2 separate regions of the Homo sapiens genome follow, and region 2 is linked to region 1. Evidence: read pairs that join two places in POLR2A ChIA-PET (ENCODE). Cell type or tissue: Panc1. All regions are shown on one strand. Each heading gives the region's core, and the rest is flanking DNA. Links, peaks and the distances in the headings are about the cores only.

Region 1 (5,051 bases), core at 1,453-3,952:
GTCAGTTGTTTATCATACTGAGAAATACTAAAAATCCTGTACTGTTTCTCCCAGCTGGTCAACATAGTCTTCCCTGGAGAAGCCACATTGCTGCTGAAAGATTGGTTGGTGCATGTTAGGGAGTTGCTTGGTTTTATTAATCCAACAGATCTTTTCTGAGTTTCGCTCTGCATGCCAAGTACTGAGGAAGGTACCAGGATTAAGAAAAAATTCTAGCTTTCAAGGCCTCACACTCCCAATAGAGAAAAAGCCACATAAACAAACATCAGAGCCATGTGCTTAGTGTATAGAAAAGGGATATACAGGGTTCCCGGGGGCAGAGAGGAGAGGCTGGCACTATATGTTTTGAAGGAGGGTTGGAGTTTCCCAGATGGACCAGAGAGAACAACGAGTGCACAAGACTAGAGGCAGGAGCTGAACGTGCTCCGGAAACCACAAGAAGTCCGGAATGATCTTTTTTTTTTTTGAGACGGAGTCTCGCTCTGTCGCCCAGGCTGGAGTGCAGTGGCATGATCTCAGCTCACTGCAAACTCTGCCTCCCGGATTCACGCCATTCTCCTGCCTCAGCCTCCTGAGTAGCTGGGACTACAGGCACCCGCCCCGACGCCCGGCTAATTATTTTTTTGTGTGTATTTTAGTAGAGATGGGGTTTCACCATGTTAGCCAGGATGGTCTCAAATCTCCTGACCTCGTGATCCGCCCGCCTCGGCCTCCCAAAGTGCTGGGATTACAGGCATGAGCCACTGCGCCTGGCCAAGACTGATCTTTAAAATTTATTGTCATTAAGCCTTAAAGACCGATAAGAAATTGGGTCCTTGAAACTTACTTGCCGAGAAGTCTGTAAAATTCATAGTGACTAGGCATGGCTCCCCTCCGTCACCTAGAAAGTGATGCAGACCTGGTGCAGCGGCTCACGCCTGTTATCTTAGCACTTTGGGAGGCTGAGGTGAGCGGATCACCTGAGGTCAGGAGTTCAAGACCAGCCTGGCCAACATGGTGAAACCTCATCTCTAGTCTCTATTAAAAATACAAAAATTAGCTGGAGTGGTGGCACATGCCTGTAATCCCAGCTACTAGGGAGGCTGAGGCGGGAGAATCACTGGAACCCAGGAGGCGGAGGCCGCAGTGAACCAAGATTGCACCATTGCGCTCCAGCCTGGGTAATACAGCAAGACTCCATCTCAAAAAAAAAAAAAAAAAAGAAAGTGATGCAGCTACACAGCCTGCTCTTTGTCTTCTCTCCTTCTAGGTTCCATTCTGTACAGCAGTGATTTTCAAATTTTGGTCTCTGTATCCCTTTATACTCTTAAAAATTACTGAGGAATCCAAAGAGCTTTTGATATTTACCACATCTGGAGTTAAAACCGAGGAAGTTTTAAAGTATTTATTCATTCATTTTTTTAAAAAATTACATTTTAATGTAAACATCAGTTTATTTAAAATAACTATATTTTCTGAATACTAAACATTACTAACCATCAGAGAAATGTGAATTAAAACCACATTGAGGTATTATCTTATACCAGTCAGAATGGCTATTATTAAAAACTCAAAAAAAACAACAGATGTTGGGGTGGATGCAGAGAAAAAGGAATCCTTATACCCTGTTAGTGTAAGTGTAAATTAGTACAACCTCTATGGAAAACAGTACGGAGATTTCTTGAAGAACTAAAAATAGAACTACCATCATCTCACTCCTGGGCATCTACCCAAAGGGAACCATTGTATAAAAAAGACACCTGGGCTGGTGTCTTGGGAAGCCAAGGTGGGCAGATCACCTGAGGTCGGGAGCTCGAGACGAGCCTGACCAACATGGAGAAACCCGGTCTCTACTAAAAATACAAAATTAGCCGGGCGTGGTGGCGCATGCTTGTAATCCCAGCTACTCAGGAGGCTGAGGTATGAGAACTGTTTGAACCCTGGAGGTGGAGGTTGTGGTGAGCCGAGACTGTGCCATTGCACTCCAGCCTGGGAAACAAGAGTCAAACTCCGTCTCAAAAAAAAAAAAAAAAAAAAAAAGACACCTGCGCTTGTATGTTTATCATCGTACCGTTCACCATAGCAAAGTCGTGGAATCAACCTGGGTGCCCATCAACTGATGATTGGATAAAGAAAAGGTGGTATAAATATACCACGGAATACTATGCAGCCATACAAAGGAATGAAATTATTTCTCTTGCAGCACCATTTGTATTTCACATTATCTTATGTGAAATAACTCAAATACTGCATGTTCTCACTCATAGTGGGAGCTAAGCAGTGGCTACACATAGACATAAAGATGAAAATAGCAGACACTGGGAACACAAAGGGGAAAGGGTGGGAGTGGGGTGAGGGCTAAAAATTAACTATTGTGTACAGTGTTCACTATTTGAGTGATGGGTTCAGTAGAAACCCAAACTTCATTATGCAGTATATCCACGTAACAAACCTGCACACATACCCCTGGAGACATGAAAACCAAAACAATATTTTTTCTAAAGTCTAAAAATCTTAGCGAGAATGGATACATTGTTTTACCTTTTTGTTTTTACAAATCTCTCTGATGCCTTGCTTAAGAGAAGATACATATATTCGCATGTCTGCCTCTGCACTCAATCTGATGCAATACATTATTTTGGTTGAAAAATATGAAGGAAATCTGGGTTCATCCAGATATGTAATTGGCAAAGAGTATTTTAATAGCCTTTTCAGATAATTATGGATATTCTTCTTTGATACTACAACAAAATTTGACAAGCAGTAGTTTCTTAAAGGTTAGTTGCCATGTAGTATCTGAAAGCATATGAACGTTAATATTCTGTTACATTAAAATTTTTTACTAATGCAGGGTTTTGTAGCATTATACATTAGTCATTTGGAAAATATTGAGTCACTGGGTTATTCAGATCTTCCGGATGTTGATGTTGCACCATACAATACCAAAAAATTACATTCATCACTATCATGACGAGTATTGGGAAGCTGCAAGCTCATAATAGTAAATAAAAGTATTCCAAAATTCTAGTTCTTAAGAGGTCAAATTTTATCATTGGCAACAAATACTGTGAGTTGTTTTATTTGCAGTGACAGGCGGACTTTATTCATTTCAAGAAAAATGTGTGAGAGCTACCCAGATCTGAATGGTCATCACTGTCTGTCTGTTCTGTCAAGTACAAATGACATACCCAGGAAGAAAGTGGCCATTTCAGCTCCCAATTCAAATGATCACACAGTTGCCTTTCCTGAGACATCTTACTTCAGGATGCAGCAATAGTGTTTTCTGCATACTTTCCATTTTGTCACACCAAATATTTTAAAAGATCTGCATTCCAGGGTCAAAATTTTTGTGGAAAAAAAAAAAGCAGTAATCTTTACTGCTTTGTCAAGGACAGTTTTAAGTGAAGCTGGCTTTCCCTCCTCCACTAAGAGTACACAACAGTGAGCGTACGACTTGGTGCAGTGTGGAGCCACTGCCTTCATGCAGCCTCAGGCACTGGCAGTTTTACCCGCCATTGCTTTTGCACCATGAGTGAAAATACTAACACGATAAACAAGGCAAATAACATCTTGGTATGATTAGGAAAATGGGTTTTACCTAATAACCCCTGAAAGGGTCTTGAGGATTCCAAGGGTGTGCAGGTCACGCTTTGAGAACTCGTGGCGTAGTGGTTAAGAGCATGACTCGGGGTTTTGATTGCCTGCGTTTGAATCCTGCTCCTGCTGCTTATGAGCTGTGAGCCTTTGGGAGGTTATTGGACCTTTTCGTGACTGTGTACTCTCTGTAAAATGGATGTCATAATAGTACCTACCTCACTAAGCAAATCTGTTCAATAGTTAAACCATAAATATTAATTAGTATTTTGAAAATTATAAGACTCACCTAGTTTTTTGATTTTGTGATTGGCTGGTTGATGGGCTGGGGAAATGGCCAAAGCCCTGCTTGCCTTGAAGCTGTCTCCTCTGTCAGTCTTCCAGGATGAATGAGACGTCCACCATTGTCATTTTACCTTTATGGTGGTAAAGTACATGTTAACTGAGTTAAAAAACAAAAACACAAAAAGCCCATATCCTAGAAGGGTAACATGTGAGTGAGCGACTTAACAGGGATTGGTGAATCTGGTTAACCTACCAACTCTTGCCACCCGAGTCAAGGCGCTGATGGGCTGGAGGAGCGGAGAGCGCCTGATGAAGGGAGCAAGGGGAAGGGGCCCAGGAGCAGCAAGGGTCTGGCGCCGTGGGAAAGCTGGAAGGCAGTGTGAGAGTGTGGATCAGAGGGCGCTCTAGGGTGGGGTAAAGCGGGCAGCAGTAACTTTGCCTCTCATAGGCTGGGGTTGGTCCTGGTCAATTCTTTATTTTGTGTGAATCGCAAACATAGTTCAGGTATACGTAACGGAAGTGCCCCTCCCTATGCATTCTCCAGCTGTAGGGTACAGTCATCTCCGGGGCATTATAGTAAATCTCATTAGTTCAGACCTGATTAATGTTGAACTCACGACTGTTGAGATGTAGGTAGTGCAGTATACAGAAAAGAACAAGAGCTCTGGAATGAGGCATGTCAGGGCTGGAATCCTGGCTCCATCATAGACTAGCTGCATGGCCTTGGGTAAAAGATTTATCCTTTCTAAGTCTCTGTTTAGTCTGTGTAAAATGGGCTGCCAGTATCTCATGAGGGGATTCTAAATATTGAGAGGGCATATGATAGACATTCAGTAAATGCCTCTTGCCTTCCCTGTGCCAACTTTGTTTATCCTCCACTCCATCTAATTTATAATATTCAAACAGTGTCATGATTGCATTTTTAGTTTTATTAAGAAATTGAATTTTTAGGAAAAAAGTAAATATAGGAAGAGGAAGGATTATGATGCTACTGCTTCTCCAGGGATTTCAAGTAAAGTCTTTTTCACAAAACCATTACTCTTCCTCTTCACTGTTTCTGGGGCCCCCTGAGGTGTTCTCATCCACAGCACTACCTTTTTGTTCACCTGTTCAACCTGTGAGTAATCCAATTACTGTTCTGTCTTTGAGGCCAAGAGCCTCAGTCCAAGCCAGCCATGTTCATGCTGTGTCTG
Region 2 (5,051 bases), core at 1,164-3,663, 130 kb before region 1:
TTGTATTTTGAGTACAGACAGGGTTTCACCATGTTGGTCAGGCTGGTCTCGAACTTCTGATTTCGTGATCTGCCTGCCTCGGCCTCTCAAAGTGTAGTGTTTCTTATAGTATAGTCTTGTTAATAAACAAATTACCTTAGCTTTTTTTTTTTTTAATCTGAAAAGGTAATTCTTTCACTTTTATTGTTGAAATATATTTTTTGCTGAATATGTAATTCTGGGTTGATGATTTATTTTTCAGAATTTAAAACATATTGTTTTACTGTCTCCATAAAATTTCTACTAAAAGTAATTAGTCACTTAAATCATTGTTCCCCTGTATGTAATGTTTTCATGATTTTCCCTTTATCTTTTTTCAGAATTTTGACTGTGCTGCTTCTAAGCATAATTTTCTTTAGAGTTTCTGGCTTGGATTTCACTGACTTTCTTTAATCTGTAAATTTATAATTTTCACTAAATAAAAAAAAATTGGCTGTTTTCTAAAATTTTCTCTTTGCTTCATTCTGTCTTTCCTTTGATAATAGATATATTGGACATTTTATATTGTCCCACAAGTCTCTGGGGCTCTGTTTATTTTTTCAATATTTTTCATTTGTTATTCAGATTGGATTTTTTCAAGCTTCCTGGGTTGTTCCTCTGTCATCTATATTCTCCTGTTAAAATCATCCAGTGAGATTTTAATTTCAGAAATTGTATATTTCAGTTCTAAAATTTCTATTTGGTTATTTGATATGGTCCCTATTTACCCCCTAAGGTTCCCTATCTTTTCATTTATTGTGAGCATATTTTCCTTTACTTCTTTGAACATAGTTATAATAGCTGTTAAATCCCTATCTACTAATTTTAAGTTTTGAGTGTTCTCACCATTGGTCTCTGTTGATGTCATATTTTCCTGAGTCTTCAGACTGTATCCTAGACCTTGTCAATGCTATCTTGTAGAGATTCTGAATTATTTTATATTCTCTAAAGAACATGGGTAATTTAAAAACAGAGAACTAATTTGAGTTGAACTTAAACTGTAAACTCCATATCTTTGATGGCAGCTCAAATTCTCTTGTTCTTAGCTCACATCTGTCTCATGCCTATGTGGTTCAGGGGTCGAACAGAAATTTGGACAGACTTTATATACAAAATTTATTACCCTTCCAATATGAGTCTTTTCTTTCTGGGATTCTACCTTCCCCTCACCAGCACCAGAGGATTCCCTGAATTTTGTCTGGTGGTTTTTCAGCAAGTGTTTTGTCTGTTGTAGTCACTACATGCAGTGCTGACTATGGTCTGACTTCAGGAAAAAAGCTCTATAAATGGATAATTTACCCTGTGATGTTCCTTTTTTTTTTTTTTTCCTTGAGTGTTGACTCCTCTCCAGAATCTGCCTGCTTTTGTTTATTCTAAAATGCCTTCAAAGTTTTGTGTTGTATTTTGTCTGGAGTTTTACAGTAATCTGTGCAAGAACTGTGTCTGCTAGGAGCCACTTAGCCATACATTCTGTAGTTTATTCTTGTTTTGAATCATATGCTTGGAATAAATATCCAGGGTTTGGATTTATTTTAAAATGTATAAAATTTTATGTCTCATGGTATGCTTGCTCATAGCTATTTCTTATTAAATATTAATATTTAGAGAATGTCCTTTAAGTCTCTTTCTTTCTCTCTCTCTTTCTCTCTCCCTCTCTTTCTTTCCTTTTCTTTTCTTTTTTCTTTTTTTTTTTTAATTTGAGACAGAGCCTCACTCTGTCACCCAGGCTGGAGTGCAGTGGTACAATCTTGGCTCACTACAAACTCTTCCTCCCAGGTTCAAGTGATTCTTTTACCTCAGCCTCCTGAGTAGCTGGGACTATAGGCGCATGCCACCATGCCCACCTAATTTTTTTTTTTTCTTTTTGAGACAGAGTCTTGCTCTGTTGCCCAGGCTGGAGTGCAGTGGCACAATCTTGGCTCACTGCCAGCTCCGCCTCCCAGGTTCACGCCATTCTCCTGCCTCAGCCCCCCAAGTAGCTGGGACTACAGGTGCCTGCCACCACGCCTGGCTAATTTTTTGTATTTTTAGTAGAGACAGGGTTTCACTGTGTTAGCCAGGATGGTCTTGATCTCCTGACCTCGTGATCTGCCCGACTCACCCTCCCAAAGTGCTGGGATTACAGGTGTGAGCCACCACGCCCGGCCCTTGTATTTTTTGTAGAGATGAGATTTCACCATGTTGGCCAGGCTGGTCTCAAACTCCTGACCTCAAGTGATCTGCCAGCCTCAGCCTCCCAAAGTTCTGGGATTACATGCATGAGCCACCATTCCCAGCCTATTTATTTCTTGTTTCATTGTTTTTTGTTTTGTTTTTTGAGATAGAGTTTCGCTCTTGTTGCCCAGCCTGGAGTGCAATGGCACAATCTCAGCTCATCGTAAAGTCTGCCTCCTGGGTTCAAGCAATTCTCCTACCTCAGCCTCCCGAGTAGCTGGGATTATAGGCATGTGCCATCATGCCCAGCTAATTTTGTATTTTTAGTAGAGATGGGGTTTCTCCATGTTGGTCAGGCTGGTCTCGAACTCCCGACCTCAGGTGATCTGCCCATCTTGGCCTCCCAAAGTGCTGGGATTACAGGTGTGAGCTACCACACCTAGCTTTTTTTTTTTTTTTTTTTTTTTTTTTGAGACAGAGTCTTACTCTGTTGCCCAGGCTGGAGTGCAGTGGCACAATCTTGGCTCACTGCAACCTCCACCTCCCAGGTTCAAGCGATTCTCCTGCCTCAGCCTCCCAAGTAACTGAGATTACAGGTGCCCACCACCATACCCAGCTAATTTTTGTATTTTTAGTAGAGACAGCGTTTCACCATGTTGGCCAGGCTGGTCTCAAACTCCTGACCTCAAGTGAGCCACCTGCCTTGGCCTCCCAAAGTGTTGGGATTACAGGTGTGAGCTTCTGTGCCTGGCCTGTTTCATTGTTTTGATCAAAATGTTTCATGTATTTTATTCTCTTTGATTTTTCTCTCCAATTAACTTATTTTCTGATGTTTTTATTTAGCATGTTTGCTTTGGGTATAGATTCTTATTTTATTTTATTTTTTTTGAGATGGAGTCTCACTCTGTCGCCCAGGCTGGAGTGCAGTGGTGCGATCTCGGCTCACTGCAAGCTGCGCCTCCTAGGTTCACCCCACTCTTCTGCCTCAACTTCCCGAGTAGTAGCTGGGACTACAGGTGCCCGCCACCATGCCTGGCTAATTTCTTTTTGTATTTTTAGTAGAGACGGAGTTTCACTGTGTTAGCCAGGATGGTCTTGATCTCCTGACCTCGTGATCCGCCTGCCTTGGCCTCCCAAAATGCTGGGATTACAGGCGTGAGCCACCGCACCTGGCCTAGATTCATATTTAAAAAAAACCAAAAAAACAGAAAAAAAGGTGAAGGGCTGAGTGCAGTGGTAGCTTATGTCTGTAATCTTACAACTTTGGGAGGCCAAGGTGGGTGGATTGCCTGAGCTCAGGAGTTTGAGACCAGCCTGGGCAACATAATGAAACCCCATCTTTACTAAAATACAAAAAATTAGCTGGGTGTTGTGGTGCATGCCTGTAGTTCCAGCTACTTGGGAGGCTAAGGCATGAGAATTGCTTAAATCTGGGAGGCGGAGGTTGCAGTGAGCTGAGATCATGCCAGTGCATTCCAGCCTGTGCTACAGAGTGAGACTCTGTCTCCAATAAAAACAAAAAACAAAACAAATAAAAAAAACAGGCTGGGCACAGTGGCTCATGCCTGTAAACCCAGAGCTTTGGAAGGCCAAGGCGGGTGGATCGCTTGAGGCCAGGAGTTCAAGATCAGCCTAGCCAAAATGGTGAAACCCCCTCTCTACTACAAATACAAAAATTAGCTGGGTGTGGTGGCATGCACCTGTGGTCCCAGCTACTCGGGAGGCTGAGGCAGGAGAATTGCTTGAATCTGGGAGATGGAGGTTGCAGGGAGCCGAGATTGCGCCACTGCACTGCAGCCTGGGCAATAGAGTGAGACTCTGTCTCAAAAAAAAAAAAAAAAAAGGAAAAAAGAAAGAAAAAGAAAAAAAAGGTGGAGGATAGAACGTGGGAGAAAAGTGTTTCTATCTGATTTCCCATCCTAAATAAGCAAATGCCCTAGGACAGTGGACCATAGAAGAGAATGCTTTGTAGACATTAAAATGAAATTGTAGGCCGGGCACAGTGGCTCACACCTGTAATCCCAGAACTTTGGGAGCCTGAGGCAGGTGGATCACGAGGTTAGGAGTTCGAGACCGACCTGGCTAACATGGTGAAACCCCATCTCTACTAAAAATACAAAACTTAGCCAGGCATGGTGGCAGGCGCCTGTAATCCTAGCTACTCAGGAGGCTGAGGCAGAGAATTGCTTGAACCCAGGAAGTGGAGGCTGCAGTGAGCAGAGATTGCACCACTGCACTCCAGCCTGGGCAATAGAGCAAGACTCTGTCTCAGAAAAAAAAAAAGAAAAGAAATTGTAGAAGAATATTTAATAATTTGAAAAATAGTTCAGGTATACTGCAAAATTAGTTGATTAAATGAGACATAATCTCATTTTTGCAAAAAAACAAAAAGGTGGGGAGAGTAAAATGTAGAACCAGTGCTTAGGCTCCAGGAGTGCAGTTCACAGACTGAGTCATCATTGTCCAGAGCTCCCACAGGGTGCCCACAGTGGGTCTCGGGGCCTTCTAGCTCCAACCTCAAAGCTTGTCGAGTTTAGAATTTTCCACTCTTTACATTCATACCCTTGCTATGGCCTCATGATGGGCAGAATGTACTTCCACGCCCTTAAAAGAAAATGACTCTCTTTTGAGCTCTAGAGGCCAGGCTATTTGTTATTTCCTCATTGTTCATACTCTACCCTGGGCCTGGCTCACATAAACTGTATTTCCCAACCCTCGCCTCTAGAGATTTGGGGTTTGTGTTCCTTTTTCCCCACTGAATATCATGTATTCCTTATGTAAATATTTCCCTCCTCACTGGAGACTCATATCTCTATGCAATGAAGCAATTTGTATTAAATAAAATGTCTTGTTATATCCTTTTCCCAGATGTTGATTAC

The links. ChIA-PET counts read pairs that join two places held together with the same protein. Peaks named below come from ENCODE experiments on the same cell type or tissue, not always from the same donor. Only the 100,000 strongest peaks of a DNase experiment are listed, where the experiment ranks them.
Region 2: POLR2A ChIA-PET joins it to region 1 with 5 read pairs; 5 of 35 experiments call an interaction of 5 or more read pairs at or near these places.

What each region holds. Positions count from the first base shown.
Region 1 is chr3:185,727,397-185,732,447 of GRCh38, reverse strand. The region is part of intron 2 of IGF2BP2 (insulin like growth factor 2 mRNA binding protein 2); the gene reads left to right. IGF2BP2-AS1 (IGF2BP2 antisense RNA 1) reads right to left here. Exons shown (of 8, transcript NR_126326.1): 6 at 3,863-3,989; 7 at 3,578-3,761; 8 at 2,661-2,775. Among named protein-coding and RNA genes, the nearest start is that of IGF2BP2-AS1, 17 kb to the right of the region's middle. RefSeq lists enhancers at 126-625, 2,994-3,845, 3,846-4,697. In Panc1, for the core only: no CTCF peak of the experiment used is centred there; a DNase peak (open chromatin) is centred at 2,887; H3K27ac peaks cover 1,470 bases.
Region 2 is chr3:185,852,568-185,857,618 of GRCh38, reverse strand. No RefSeq gene overlaps it. Among named protein-coding and RNA genes, the nearest start is that of IGF2BP2, 30 kb to the right of the region's middle. In Panc1, for the core only: no CTCF peak of the experiment used is centred there; no DNase peak of the experiment used is centred there.